2 separate regions of the Homo sapiens genome follow, and region 1 is linked to region 2. Evidence: chromatin contacts called from ENCODE Hi-C or POLR2A ChIA-PET data. All regions are on one chromosome and are shown on one strand. The core of a region is the stretch at or near the end of the contact, and the rest is flanking DNA. Distances in the headings are between cores, read along the strand shown. Region 1 overlaps ARK2N (arkadia (RNF111) N-terminal like PKA signaling regulator 2N). Region 2 has its middle 22 kb from the start of ARK2N.

The links. Hi-C counts contacts between places; a loop is a spot of excess contacts on that map. ChIA-PET counts read pairs that join two places held with the same protein, here RNA polymerase II (POLR2A). Pooled maps may share reads with other maps.
Region 1: a map of PC-9 shows a loop between it and region 2 (6-fold over the local background). The contact joins two enhancer-like sites. A Hi-C loop is called at or near these places in 1 of 168 maps with a recorded cell type or tissue (PC-9) and 1 of 50 pooled maps. POLR2A ChIA-PET finds 5 or more read pairs at or near these places in 15 of 52 experiments (A673, BJ, CD4-positive, alpha-beta T cell and 11 more).

What each region holds. Positions count from the first base shown.
Region 1 is chr18:46,198,189-46,205,436 of GRCh38, forward strand. The region is part of intron 1 of ARK2N (arkadia (RNF111) N-terminal like PKA signaling regulator 2N); the gene reads left to right. Among named protein-coding and RNA genes, the nearest start is that of ARK2N, 28 kb to the left of the region's middle. Within about 2 kb of position 1,468, at least 4 of the 41 ENCODE cell types and tissues checked have a DNase peak (open chromatin) inside an H3K27ac peak, as active enhancers do; they include PC-9, where a contact is called at or near this core.
Region 2 is chr18:46,148,175-46,155,325 of GRCh38, forward strand. No RefSeq gene overlaps it. Among named protein-coding and RNA genes, the nearest start is that of ARK2N, 22 kb to the right of the region's middle. Within about 2 kb of position 4,442, at least 8 of the 41 ENCODE cell types and tissues checked have a DNase peak (open chromatin) inside an H3K27ac peak, as active enhancers do; they include PC-9, where a contact is called at or near this core.

The DNA of each region.
Region 1 (7,248 bases), core at 218-2,717, 47 kb after region 2:
TACCTGGGAAGCTGAGGCACGAGAATCACAGAATCACTTGAACCCGGGAGGTGGAGGTTGCAGTGAGCCGAGATCGCCCCCACTGCACTCCAGTATGGATGACTGAACCAGACTCCATCTCCAAAAAAAAAAAAAAAAAAAAAAAGAAGCTTGACTCTTTTTTAAATTTAATTTTTAATAGTTACATTGTAATGCAGTTTTGAAAGATTTTTACATTGGTCCATAAAACGAAGAACTATGAGACAATATTATAAAAAGTTCATTCTCCCATTTTGATTCTCTACCTTTCACCTTCCTACTTTTCACAAGTAAGAATTACTAATTTCTTGTTTCCTTATAGATTTTTAAAATACGCAAATGTAGGTAGATTTTCTTCCCTCATGTTTTATACAAATACCATATTGTACCCACTTGTCTTTTTTCTTTTTTGAGATGGAGTTTTGGTCTGTTGTCCAGGCTGGAGTGCAGTGGTGCATCTCGGCTCACTGCAACCTCCACCTCCCGGGTTCAAGTGATTCTCCTGCCTCAGCCTCCCAAGTAGCTGGGACTACAGGCGTGCACCATCACACCTGGCTAATTTTTGTATTTTAAGTAGAGATGGGGTTTCACTATGTTGGCCAGGTTGGTCTCGAACTCCTGACCTTGTGATCCACCTGCCTCGGCCTCCCAAAGTGCTGGGATTACGGATGTGAGCCACTGTGCCCAGCCTTTTTCCTTCTTAAAAATGGACCCTGGAGATCATTTCTAATATAGAAAAGAGTTCCTCATTCATAGTCCTTTTGTAGCTTAGTTTTGTCATGATAATCATAAACCTACATCTATAGTCCAGCTAGAATTGGAAGATGAGATGGGAAATATGGAACCCATAGAATTACAGCAAATGAGCACGCAAAGATTATGGATTTTAAAGCAGTCTGGGAGTAAATGAGATAAAACAAAATTAAATTTGAAACTTGCCCTCAGTCAATATTTAAGACCTTCTTGCTTGTTTTGCACCTCTATCTTAACTTTCACAGTATTCATGCCATCTTTTACCTTTCCATGGTGGGCTTATATGTTATTTCAGGCTGAACTACATTTCCTAGAAACTCCTTTCCTGTATCTTTCTTTTTAATTTTTAAAAATTATTTTATTTTATTTTTTTGAGATGGAATCTCTCGCTGTTGCCCAGGCTGGAGTGCAGTGGAGTGATCTCGGCTCAGTGCAACCTCTGTCTCCTGGCTTCAAGCGATTCTTCCTGCCTCAGTCTCCTGAGTAGCTGGAACTACAAGTGTGTGCCACCACACCCAGCTCATTTTTTTTTTTTTTTTTTTTTTTTAGTAGAGGTGGGGTTTCACCATGTTGGCCAGGCTGGTCTTGAACTCCTGACCTCAAGTGATCCACCCGCCTCAGCCTCCCAAAATGCTGTGATTACACTTTCCTGTGTCTTTCTTGTAAGGTTGGGCACAAGAGAGATTACTGTAGGAGATTTGGAGAGTGGCCATTTTGTTGTTTACATACATTGTTGCTTATCTGTTGAGTCACCTCACTTCTTTGTAGTGAAGCAGCTTATGGGACTGCAACTGTTTAACTCTCCCCTAGATCTCCTTCCCAATCTTCTTCAGCTCTGCTGACTCCTGGGCCAGGTATATGTTTAGCTGTTTGACAAAGAGGTTTGGTTCTATAGGACATCTATACCATCAAGGTTAGAGGCAACAAGAACTAATACAGAGTTCAGTTTGTCCTGTGGACTTAAGCTTGTGTGTGTGATTTCTAGCTCGTTGTTTCTTGCTCTCTCCTACTTGTTCTCTGCCACATCCATCTTTCTGTCTCACCTGCGGCCCTGTGGATTTTAAGCGCCAGCATCAGATGCAGATAGCCTTACAGAAAATTCTTTATTGTGTGTGTGTGTGTGTGTGTGTGTGCGCGCGCGTGCTGGGGGCAGAGGGTGTATTTTTAAGACCTGGTGGTTCTGTTTCTCTGACCAAACCTGAATTATTCATTTTTCCGAAAGACCACATTTGCTATCTATCTAATCAATCAATTTTATCAGTTTATGGAAACTGGGAGTCATTTATACTGAGTTCAGGATTTGCCAGGGACAAGATGTCAGATGTCACAGGTTACAGTTTTTTTGTTTGTTCGTTTGTTTTTTTTTAAGACAGAGTCTTGCTCTGTCACCCAGGCTGGAGCGCAGTGGCGCAATCTTGGCTCACTGCAACCTCTGCCTTCCGGGTTCAAGCGATTCTCCTGCCTCAGCCTCCTCAGTAGCTGGGATTACAGGCACGTGCCACCACGCCCAGCTAATTTTTGTGTTTTTAGTAGAAATGGGGTTTCACTATGTTGGCCAGGCTGGGCTCAAACTCCTGACCTCATGATCCGCCCGCCTCAGCCTCCCAAAGTGCTGAGATTACAGATGTGAGCCACCGCACCTGGCCAGGATGGGGTTTTTATGGTTGGGCTTTGGCACAGGTAGGGCAGCTGAAGTCTGGCTGTAGGTAGCAGTATCCATGAAGTGGCTTCTTATTCATTTCTACAGCTGCAAAGCATTGCATTGGAACTCTGGATGTTTTTTAGCATTTGTTGTCATTGTCCCTGCTCATTTTGATTACATCATTTTTTTTTTGAGACAGTGACACTAATGCAGCAGTTATTTGAGAATATCTTATTTCATCCTTAACTAAAGTGCCTAGCTCATGCTAACTACACACAAATAAATGCCTTTTCTGTGTTGAATGCCTTTTCTGTGCTACAAATACATGGGTGCTAGTAGGGCACTACTACGATTTTGATTACATCATTTTCTTTTTTCTTTTTTTTTTTTTTTTTTGAGACAGGGTCTTGCTCTGTCACCCAGGCTGGAGTGCAGTAGTATGATCACAGCTCACTGCATCCTCAACCTCCTGGTTCAAGTGATCCTCCTACCTCAGCCTCCCGAATAGCTGGGACCACAGGTGCATGCCACCATGTCCTGCTAATTTTCAAAATATTTTTTTGTAGATATAGGATCTCCTTATATTGCCCAAGCTGGTCTTGAACTCTTGAGCTCAAGAGATCCTTCCTTACCTTGGCCTCCCAAAGTGCTAGGATTGCAAACGTGATCTACTATGCCTGACCTTGGTTTTGTTTTGTTTTTTAATTTTGAAATACTTTTCATATAGGCTTTCAAAAAAATATGTGTAGGATGATTCCTTGCGGGTTTGAATATGTATTTGTAGTTTCAACAGACTCTGTGAAGTAGACTTGTTTTTTTGTCCATTTTGGACTTTTTTTTGTCCTATAAACTCTATTTGGTTAAATTTATGTGGTGGAGATTCTGAGATCCTAGGGTGACGATGCTTTCCTTCATTGCGGATTTCTTTGCTTTTTCAGGGTTTCTTGACCACATGGACAGTGTAAATTTGAATTCTAGATCCAAGTAATAATAAGGAAGTAGTATCAAATTTTCTGAGTTCTGATCTCCCAGCATTGACCTACAAGTTTCTTGGTAAGCCCTCTGTTGGCAGGTGTTTTTTTTCCCCTAGATCTCCCTTTCACTAGCGGTATAAGCTACTGTGAGAGTCCCAACTCATGGCAGGAATATCAGATCTAGTTTTCTTTTCTTTTCTTTTCTTTTTTTTTTTTTTTTAAGACCGAGTCTCACTCTGTTACCCAGGCTGGAGTGCAGTGGAGTGATCTCGGCTCACTGCAACCTCTGCCTCCTGGGTTCAAGCGATTCTCCTCCTTCAGCCTCCTGAGTAGCTGGGATTACAGGCGGGCGCCATTACGCCTGGCTAATTTTTGTATTTTTGGTAGAGATGGGGTTTCGCCATGTTGGCCGAGATGGTCTCGAACTCCTGACCTCAGGTGGTCCACCTTCCTCAGCCTCCCAAAGTGCTGGGATTACAGGCATGAGCCACCATGCCTGGCCTAGATCTAGTTTTCTTAACTTTGCCCTGGCCTAAAGCTTAATCTTCTGTTCTCAAACTAGTATGGTATTTGCTCCCAGGACAACTCTAGTATTTCTAGGTTGTTTTATGTCCAATTTTTAGCTCACTGTTGTGTCTGTTGGGAGGTACACTTTGAGTTTCTCTTACTTTGTTGATAGTTCACAAAATATTAAAAATGTTGCAATTTCCTCAGGATCTGATTGCCCTTTTTGGGTAGCATGCACACTAGCTGAAAAGTGTCCTACTAGCACCCATGTACTTGTAGCATAGAAAAGGCATTCAACATAGGAAAGGCATTTATTTGTGTGTAGTTAGCATGAGCTAGGCACTTTACTTAAGGATGAAATAAGATATTCTCAAATAACTGCTGCATTAGTGTCATTGGAGGGATTATAGAGAAGGAAGAGACTATATTTGTTTGAAGAGATTGTGTAGACTATATTTGTGTGGAGAGGCTGAGGAAGTTGGATCACCTGAGGTCAGGAGTTTGAGACCAGCCTGACCAACGTAGCGAAACCCCGTCTCTACTAAAAATACAAAAATTAGCTGGGCGTAGTGGCGGGTGCCTGTAATCCCGGCTACTCAGAAGGCTGAAGGAGGAGAATCGCTTGAACCCGGGAGGCAGAGGTTGCAGTGAGCAGAGATCGCTCCACTGCATTCCAGCCTGGGCAACAGAGTGAGACTCGGTCGCAAAAAAATAAAAATTAAAAAAAAAAAAAAGAAAGAAAAGAAAACTAGATCTGATATTCCTGCCCATTTCTTTTCTGTTGGAGACTGAAATAGAAATATGTAGATCATGTATCTTCTAGATATGATGGACTTGGAGAGAATACTGTTTTACTTCCACCAGAATGACTAAAATAAATGCCTGAAACAAACAAAAAACCAACCATGCTAGTGTTGGTAAAGCATGAAAAAAACAGAGACTCTCAGACATTGTTGGCAGGAGGACAAATTGATGGAAGCATTTGGGAAAACTTTCTAGTAAAGCTGAACATAAGCATATTCTATGACTTAATCTAGGAGTTGTATTAACTCCTGGGTATATATACAACAGAAACATGTGCAAACGTGCACAAGAAGACATGTATGAAACTTTTCATGAATGCGTTGCTCATGATGTCCCAAACTGAAAAAATGACAAATGTCTATCAAGAGTAGAATGGATAGATAAATTGTGATATAGTTATACAGTGGAATACTTTGCAGTGATGAAAATAAGCTGCTGTTGCATACTGTTGCATGGATGAACCTGAGAGACATTGTTGAACTAAAGAAACTTGACACGAAAATAAAAGAACAGGCAAAATGATTTGTGATAAATGTCAAAAAGTGGTTACTTTTTAGGGTGGGTAGTGACTAGAGGGGACATGAGGGATGCTTCTGGGGTGTTGGGAATGTTCTGTATATGGTCATTACGTGGATATGTTCATTTTATATAAATGTGTCAGGATGCACACTTAACGATGTGCATTTCTGTGTGGTAATACTACAATCAAATTTTTCTTAAGGTTTTTTTTTGAGACAAAGTCTCACTCTTGTCCAGGCTGGAGTGCAAGGACACGATCTCAGCCTCTGCCTCCCAGGTTCAAGTGATTCTTGTGCCTCGCCTCCTGAGTAGCTGGGATTATAGGCATGCACTACCATGCCCAGCTAATTTTTGTATTTTTAGTAGAGATGGGGTTTTGCCATGTTGCCCAGGCTGGTCTCAAACTCCTGGGCTCAAGTGATCTGCCTGCCTCGGCCTCTCAAAGTACTGGGATTACAGGTGTGAGCCACCGCAACCCCCAAAAATGTTTAAGGAGTCTGACTGATTTGATTTAAAGAGCAGAGAACTCAGCCCCTAGTTTGTTTTTTAGTGGGCTCATATTCCTTTTGAAAATTTGTGGGCATAGATTGAGTTTTTACGGGGAGGGAAGTGGGTAGGAATTTAAATATTGAAGGTAAGAATAGACCTGCATGGAAGGTTGATCTGTAGTATGTGTCTTATAGACTTATTTTTATGTTCTTTTTTTTTTTTTTGGTCACAATTACAGAATTTTTAGTATCAATTTTATATAAAGTGAAAGACTGCAGTAATCTTAGAAAAAACTGTGATAAATTCTATTCAAAATACCTTGTTCTCTCATTCTCTCAAGGGAGATTGGTATATACCCTATCACTTGATATTGAAGCTAAATTAGATAAATAGCATAAGGTTTCCTGTTAGGCCCAGTCCTAGATTGCAAGGGAATCAACAGGATCACCTGTTAGGCTTTCTTTTTTCTTTTTTTGTAAGCCTGAATTTCTGTGACAGGGAAAGTACTATAGCCTCTTGTGTGCAAAGGCTTTGTTTTGTTAGCAAAACATTGACCTTCTTTAAAGTTGCCTTTCTTTTTTGGTCTAAGTAGAAAGCATTATTTAATTCAGTGTTGCTTTGTAAAATAAAGCAACATGGAATTCATGAATTATCTAATATTAATACTTTTGCATGTGGAGCAGCAATATAAGTTAACTGGTTCATGTAGACCGTATTTGAGGCATTAGCTGCTTGTGTTTCTTACAATTCTAGGTTGGTAATATAAAATAAATAGATGCAAGAATGCTAGCAGTTAGAATACCCTATTTTACATGAATGTAGAGGAAAATCTTACTTAGAAACGTATCATTTAATGGGCTGTGCTTTTGTCAGTTTATGGTGTCAACTTGTGGTTTCAACTGAAAAGGAAAAGGGCCTGTGGCAACAAAAAACTTGTAACAGCAGATGACTTTTGCATTCCTTACATTAGGAAGGACGATACAGTTTTAGTTTATTCGTTTTTTTTTTCCCTGCTTTCTTTTCTTTTCTTTTTTCTTTTTTTTTTTATTTTTTTTATTTTTTATTTTGAGACAGAGTCTTGCCCTGTCGCCCAGGCTGGAGTGCAGTGGTGCGATCTCGGCTCACTGCAACTTCTGCCTCCTAGCTGGGACTACAGGAACCCACGACCACGCCTGGCTAATTTTTTGTATTTTGGTAGAGACGGGTTTTTACCATGTTGCCCATGCTGGTCTCGAACTCCTGAGCTCAGGCAATCTGCCCGCCTCGGCCCCCCAAAGTGCTAGGATTGCAGGCGTGAGCCACTGTACCTGGCCTATTCATTTGTTTTAATGGGAGCATTATATCATTTTAGTGATGTTAAAGGATGGTTAATGATGGTTGTTCACAGGTAATACGGAAAGGGGTAAAAAGCAAGTCTTAGTTATATTGAGTGCTTAATGATTTTATGCATTGCTATGTCTAAATCTTCAGGAGGATTTCCGATAGTGCTTGGTCTTTGGTAAGATTCCATTAATCATGGTCCTTTCTTACAATCTGAGTCTA
Region 2 (7,151 bases), core at 3,192-5,691:
CCCAGGGAGGCTGGCTTTTTTTTTTTTGAGACAGGGTCTCACTCTGTTACCCAGGCTGGAGTGCAGTGGCACCATCACTGCTCACTTCAGCCTCGACCCCCAGAGCTCAAGTGATCTTCTTGGCTCAGACTCCTGAGTAGCTGGGACCACAGGCATGCACCACCATGCCCAGCTAATTTTGCTTTTATCTTTTGTAGAGACGAAGTCTCATTATGTTTCCCAGGCAGGTCTTGAACTCCTGGGCTCAAGTGATCTGCCCACCTTGGCTTCCCAAAGTTCTAGGCTCACAGGTGTGAACCACTGCACCTGGCTTTGTTTTTTGGTTTTTTTTAATAGGTAGTGAATTTTTTCAAATGCCTTTGTATCATCTATGAAAAGGCAGCAAAGTGAGGTAATAATGAACGAGGTTGTGGTTGCTCCCTTTGAGGGAGCAGTTTATTCATTCAATAAACATTTTTGAGCAGGTATTGTGTGCCCGGCGCTCTGCTAGGCACTAGATAAAACATTGAGCCAAACTGAAGTAGTTCCCTGCCCTCAAGAACTTTACACCCAAAATGACCCAGATCCTGTTAACTACCCGAAGTCTGGTATTTATGCCAGTAAACACAGAGAGAAGTGTTATGGCCTACTCTCTCACCCCAATCCCAAACAAACCCCATAACCTAACCCTGCAGCTCACTCCTTCCTAGGACATTCAATCACTTGTTAGGATCATGTTTGAAGGGCAGGGGGCCGTTGACATATATAATTTTAGCCACCAGAGGGCAGTCATATCTTTAAGATACTTTCAAAGTGAAGGGGAAAAGGACAAAACCAGTCCTTCAAAGGCTATCCCTGGGATTCTGGGGCCAAAGTCAAATCACATGGTAAGATTCGCTCCCAAAAGGACAAGCCTAGCACTCAAACCACTCTCCTACTTTAGGCCTGGGGATTGCACTCATTTAGCATGAGGCTCTGGTCCCTTGAGGGGAGGATGATACATGAAATCTGACAGAAGCCTTGATGAAATAGATCAGAGGGTTGGGTGCCACTCACGCCCGGAATCCCAGCACTTTGGGAGACCAAGGTGGGTGGATCACCTGAGGTCAGGAGTTCGAGACCAGCCTGGCCAACATGGTGAAACCCTGTCTCTACTAAATATACAAAAAGTAGCCAGGCGTGGTGGTGGATGCCTGTAATCCTAGCTATTCGGGAGGCTGAGGCAGGGAGAATTGCTTGAACCTGTGACGCGGAGCTTGCAGTGAGCCAAGATAGCGCCACTGCACTCCAGCCTGGGCAACAGAGCGAGACTCCATCTCAAAAAAACAAACAAACAAAAACAAAACAAAAAACACACAAACAGAGGGTCTCCTAACCAAAGCAAATATTTCAGAGCATGTAAACTACACAGGAAGTCCTAGAGGGAGGGGCCAGGGACCCACAGTACTCACTGAAGAGAGTCCCTCAATGAGCTTATTTTATTTTATTTTGTTTTTTATTTTATGAGACAAGGTCTCACTCTTTTATCCAGGCTAGAGTGTGTGATCATGGCTCACTGCAGCCCAGGCTCAAGAGATCCTCCCACCTCAGCCTCCTGAGTAGCTGGGATTATAGGTTATTGCCACCATGCCCGGCTACTTTTTGTATTTTTTGCAGAAATGGGGTTTCGTCATGTTCCCCAGGCTGGTCTCAAATTCCTGGGCTCAAGCGATCCACCCTCCTTGACCTCTCACAGCACCCGGCCCTAAATGAGCATTTATTGAGCAATATCTATTCAACAACAAGTTCTGTACTTGGGCTAGAGAGAAATAGACTTGCTCTGGTGCAAAGAGAAGACTCACTTACACAACATAATGAGAAAGCAAATGAAAGACAATCCTGAGCCAAGCAGTGTCTAGCCAGGATGCCCCTTCCCTCCATTCCCAGGGAAGCACACTGAGAGGCACCCAGGATGCCAGTTGTTTAGACACAGCATGCAGCCTTCAGGGAGTGTTGCCGGCTTGGGAATGCTGCCAGAAGCCCCCAGCCCTTCTCCTTCCTCTACCTAGCCTGGTGTGTGGGATCTATTTCCAGTCTTTGGTGTTTGTGTTTGTTTTGTGTTTTTTACTTATTTATGTATTTATTTTGCTTATCAGAAGTGTTTTATCAAAGGCCTACATTTCCTCCCCAGTCTGAGGCTTGAGCAGCTTTGTCAAAATTAAGCAAGAGAGATTTTCAGGCTCTACCCAGCCTCCTCCCACCTCCACATCAATGAATGCAGAGCCTTATTCTGACTTGAATGAGAATAAGTGAAGGGAAGGATATATAGGAAGGAAAATGGTTTAAAAATCGCAAAAATGGCCGGGCTCGGTGGCTCACACCTGTAATCCCAGCACTTTGGGAGGCCAAGGCAGGCAGATCACGAGGTCAAGAGTTCAAGACCAGCCTGACTAATATGGTGAAACCCCGTCTCTACTAAAAATACAAAAATTAGCTGAGCGTGGTGCAAGCCTGTAGTCCCAGCTACTCAGGAGGCTGAGGCAAGAGAATCGCTTGAACCCTTGAGGCAGAGGTTGCAGTGAGCCAAGATTGTGCCATTGCACTCCAGCCTGGGTTACAGAGCAAGACTCCATCTCAAAAATAAAATAAAATAAAAAATCTCAAAAACCTGCTTCTCCCACAGGGCTGTGAGAATGCACATCCTTAGCCCAAATCTGGCATATGGTCAGAACTCAATGAGTGTCAATTATGGGCTCACAATCCCTTACTGGAATTTCCAAAGCCCCCAAAGCTCTAAAACCCAAAGGTTTTTCATAATTCATTTGACAAAACCTGATCTGACCTGAATTCATTTGGCAGCAGAACCTCACCTGAACCCCCATTTTGGTCTACTGCAGAACTCTAAGGCGTGTGACTCCTGGGTGTTCCTCCAGGCGCTGCTTGGGGGTATTATGTTTATGGTATAAGCACCTGATTACCTATCTGAAATCTGGAACATTCTGAATTCTGAAATGTAACTGGCCCCAGGGACCTGTTTCTATAAGAAACCTAGGTTCTAGATGTTGTTTCTGCTGTTACCTAGCTGTGTGACATTAGATGTGGTAGACAGACCCTAGAATGGCCCTAAAATTTCCCATCTGCTACTTTTCATGTTATTTATTTATTTATTTATTTTTGAGGTGGAGCCTAGCCATGTCGCCCAGGCTGGAGTGCAGTGGTGTGATTTCAGCTCACTGCCACCTCCACCTCCCGAGTTCAAGCAATTCTCCTGCCTCAGCCTCCCGAGTAGCTGGGATTACAGGTGTGCACCACCACGCCCAGCTAATTTTTGTATTTTTAGTAGAGACAGGGTTTCACTGTGTTGACCAGGCTGGTCTCGAACTCCTGACCTCGTGATCCACCCACCTCGGCCTCCCAAAGTGCTGGAATTACAAGCGTGAGCCACCACACCTGGCCTATTTATTTATTTTTCAAGACAGAGTCTTGCTCTGTCGCCCAGGCTGGAGTGCAGTGGTGCAATCTCAGCTCACTGCAACCTCCACCTCCCAGGTTCAAGCAATCCTCCTGCCTCAGTCTCCCAAGTAGCTGGGATATAATCCCCTCCCTTGGAATGTGGGTGGGACACATTCAAATTTTGTGTGACTTGATTCTCACAAACAGAATATGGCAAAGGTAAAGAAATTTTGAAGATGTAATTAGGGTCTCAAATCTGTTGATTTCATTTCATCAAAAGGGAGATCATCTGGGTGAGCCTGACTCAATCAGTTAAAAGCCTTAAAAGGCTTTTAAGGACTGGCCCCTCCCTGAGGTTAGAGACTCTCTCTCAGTTATTGGCTTTGAAGAAACTGACCTGCTATGAGAAGACCTATGGAAAGAGCCACTTGGCAAGGAAGAGGGGGCAGCATTTAGTTGCGAGAACATTCGGCTGACCACCAGCAAGAAAATGGGTACTTCGGTCCTACAGCTGCAAGAAGATGGATTCTGCCAACAGCCTGAGGGAGCCTGGAAGCAGGTCTTTCCCTGCTTGAGCCTCTGATGAGACTCCAGCCCCAGCTGACACCTTGATTTCAGCCTGGGGAAACCATGGAGCAGAGGAGGCAGCTAAGCTGAGCTCAGGTTCCTGACCCATAGAAATGACGCTAAGTATGTGCTATTTTAATCTGCTATATGACAATCATTTTTAGATGATTTGTGGGCAACACAGAAAGCCAGTACATTAGGGAAGTCTCTTAACCTCCCTGGGTCCCAGTTGTGCATCTGTAAATTAGGGAAATGGTTGAACCGGGTCACACCTAGGAGCCTCTCAGGCTCTAGCTTTTGGAGACTCTGTATGGGCAGATGCTGAGTGCTGCACCGTTGTGAGAAGGAAGAATCGTTCTCTAATGGGTGAGCAGGCTAGTGCTCTCATGTGGGGGGCTGTGGGTGCCAAGGAGGTGTGTCGTTGAGGTGGCTGCTGCAAAATGCAGACAGCTGAGGACTCACCCTGAGTCCTTGATGACCCATCTGCCAGCAGGCTAGACGCTGACCACAACTGGCACCACGCCTGGCTGCAGAGGCGATCAGCTTTCAAGAGCAGGAAAAACAAATGTCCTCTTTCCCCTGCTCTGTAAGGGACGTGCAACCATGCTGGGCATCCATCCCCACCTCTGTTAATTTACTGGGGGGCAAAGGGTCCACTCTGCAATCTTCCTCCCATGATACCTAAAACTCTTGGGCTTGTGACCTCTAGGACTGCCCTGGGGAGCTCCTGGGAAGCTGAGTCAGGGAGGGCATCAGGTTTCCTGCTAGCTCTTGGCACACTTCTGAAGTAGGTGAGCTTGTGCTTCTGTGCTGTCCCACCCAGCCGGTCTGCCAGGTCTCTCTGCTTCCCACACCCGCTGCCGCCTGCCCCAGGGGCCCGGACCACCAACACACCCCAGAGGTGGGGCACCCACTGTCTGCCTTCCCTCCCCCAATACTCCCTCACACACAGCTGACACGCTCATCTGACTGGCTAAAGGGATTGTCCCTTATTAAATTCCTTGGGGGATGATCTCATTAAGCCTTGTTATGGGTCACTTCTATTTCAGGGAGAATAAATTTGCTGCAATCTATGGGCAGCTAGTTAATTGAAACCTGAGGAAGGGGCTGGGGGAGGGGAGGGCACGGGTGAGGGGGTGGAGCGAGCCTGAAAGTGTGGGAAGTGCCTGGCCTGGTGAGAGCTGAGAGCTGGCTGGGAGGAGGCTGAAGGTGCACATGAGGGTAGCCGATAAGGAGGAGGCCACAGGCAGTGGAGGGAGAGGGGAGACAAAAGCAGGTGTCAGCTGCAGCCTGATGCAGGGAGATAGCCTCCTAACTGCCTCCCAGGCCTCTGTGCTCAGCCCTGCCCCAACATATGAGTCCAGGCCAGCACAAAGTGATAAGCACCTAGGCCAGGATGTAGCAACAGAGATGGAAAAGAAGGAGATATGAGAGAACTTGGAAACAAATTTGATACAGGGATGAAGGAGAGGAGAGGAAAAAACCCAAGATGACCTTTAAAGATGCTTGGAGAATGGGGAGAGGCGCCAGCCGGAGCACAAGCCCAACACAGGCCTCTGAGCAATGCCAAGTTTACTGCTCTGCTGTTTAAAGAATCCTTCTTCACCCATTTCCGAAAAAATGTTTCCTATCTCCGGTTTTCTGGCTCTTCAGCCATTCATCTATTCATGCAAGCATTCATTCGGTTCGTCAGAATGGAGACCTTACGTAGCACTCTATCAGCCCCTCTGCTGAATACCGGCAATGCAAATATAGACAAATAGATTTTATAGGCTAAGCGTCGTGAGTCCACCCAGAGCAGTTAGCCACTCCCAGGAGCTCTTTTCCTTCCATTCCCTCTTTTCCAACAGTTGTGTTGATTTTCAGGATAGCTGCTGCAGAGAAGAGAATTCAAAGATGGAGGAAGGTTTTGTGTTGGGGATCTAAAGCCAAAGGAACTTGTGACTTTTGGTCATGCTGAGAGACAGGTGACCACTAATTGTGTAGCCCTTGGCTGGTCTCTGTCTTTTTGAGACTGAGTTTCGCTCTTGTTGCCCAGGCTGGAGTGCAGTGGCACGATCTCGGCTTACTGCAACCTCTGCCTCCCAGTTTCAAGCAATTCTCCTGCCTCAGCCTCCCAAGTAGCTGGGACTACCGGCATCCATCACCATGTTGGCCAGGCTGGTCTCGAGTTCCTGACCTCAGGTGATCCACCTTGCCTGGTCTCTTAATGCTCTTAGCCTGAATTTTATCATCTGTAAAAGGAGAAATAGGCTTAGATGATTTTAGAAAACTCTTCTACTTTGTATCTATGTTCTTGTTTTATGGATGTGAAAGTACTCTGAAAAGTTTGATTTCTACGCAGATGTGAGGTAGTTCTTTATTTCAGAAAGCAATAACAATGCGAGTGCCCACAGGGTGGATATGGGTTGTGAAATGGAAACTCCATCCCCTACTTCTTGCTTCCCTGTGGAGGGGTCTCTATTGGAGCCACATTCCTGGAGTCTCTCTGGCCTGACTCTCCCGGCAAGAAGAATGGTTCCCATCCGGTAATATTTTCTCCACCCAATATTTTACCTGAAATGTCACCAGGAAATATTAATCCCCATGGATCTCATGTCAGCTGCCCTCCTTTATATTTCAAGACCATGGTGGGAGGTAGAGCATGAAACCAGATCACCTTCTGGTGTGAAGATTTCAAGGGAGAAGTTGAGGTGGGAAGCCTCACCAGGTATTCTCTTTAGGACTTGCCTGAGAGTAGATTCTGGGCTGCTCAGACAGGGCAGCGCTCCTGTGACTGGTTGAATAGTCTGTCTACATTTGCTGTGACAGGAATGGGATAGGAAGTTCATGGAGGCTGCTCATTTGCACCGTGTCCCCCAATCCAGCTTTGATCTGCCATAAAGTTGACATTTAAGTGTTCGCCTGTTTCCTGCATCTTATTTTTTAGTTGCTTCCAAACTTGAGGAGAGAAAGAGAAAGGGTTATTTATTACACAGGCCCCAACCCTAGCAAGAGAAAAAAAAAAAATCACAGTCCACGTTATAAGTCTTCCTTGGGATTTTGTTCTTTTTTTCTTTTTTCGAGACAGGGTCTCACTCCGTCATCCACACTGGAGTGCAGCTATATGATCTGGGCTCACTGCAGCCTCCACCTCCCAGATTCAAGCGATTCTCCCACTTCAGCCTCCCGAG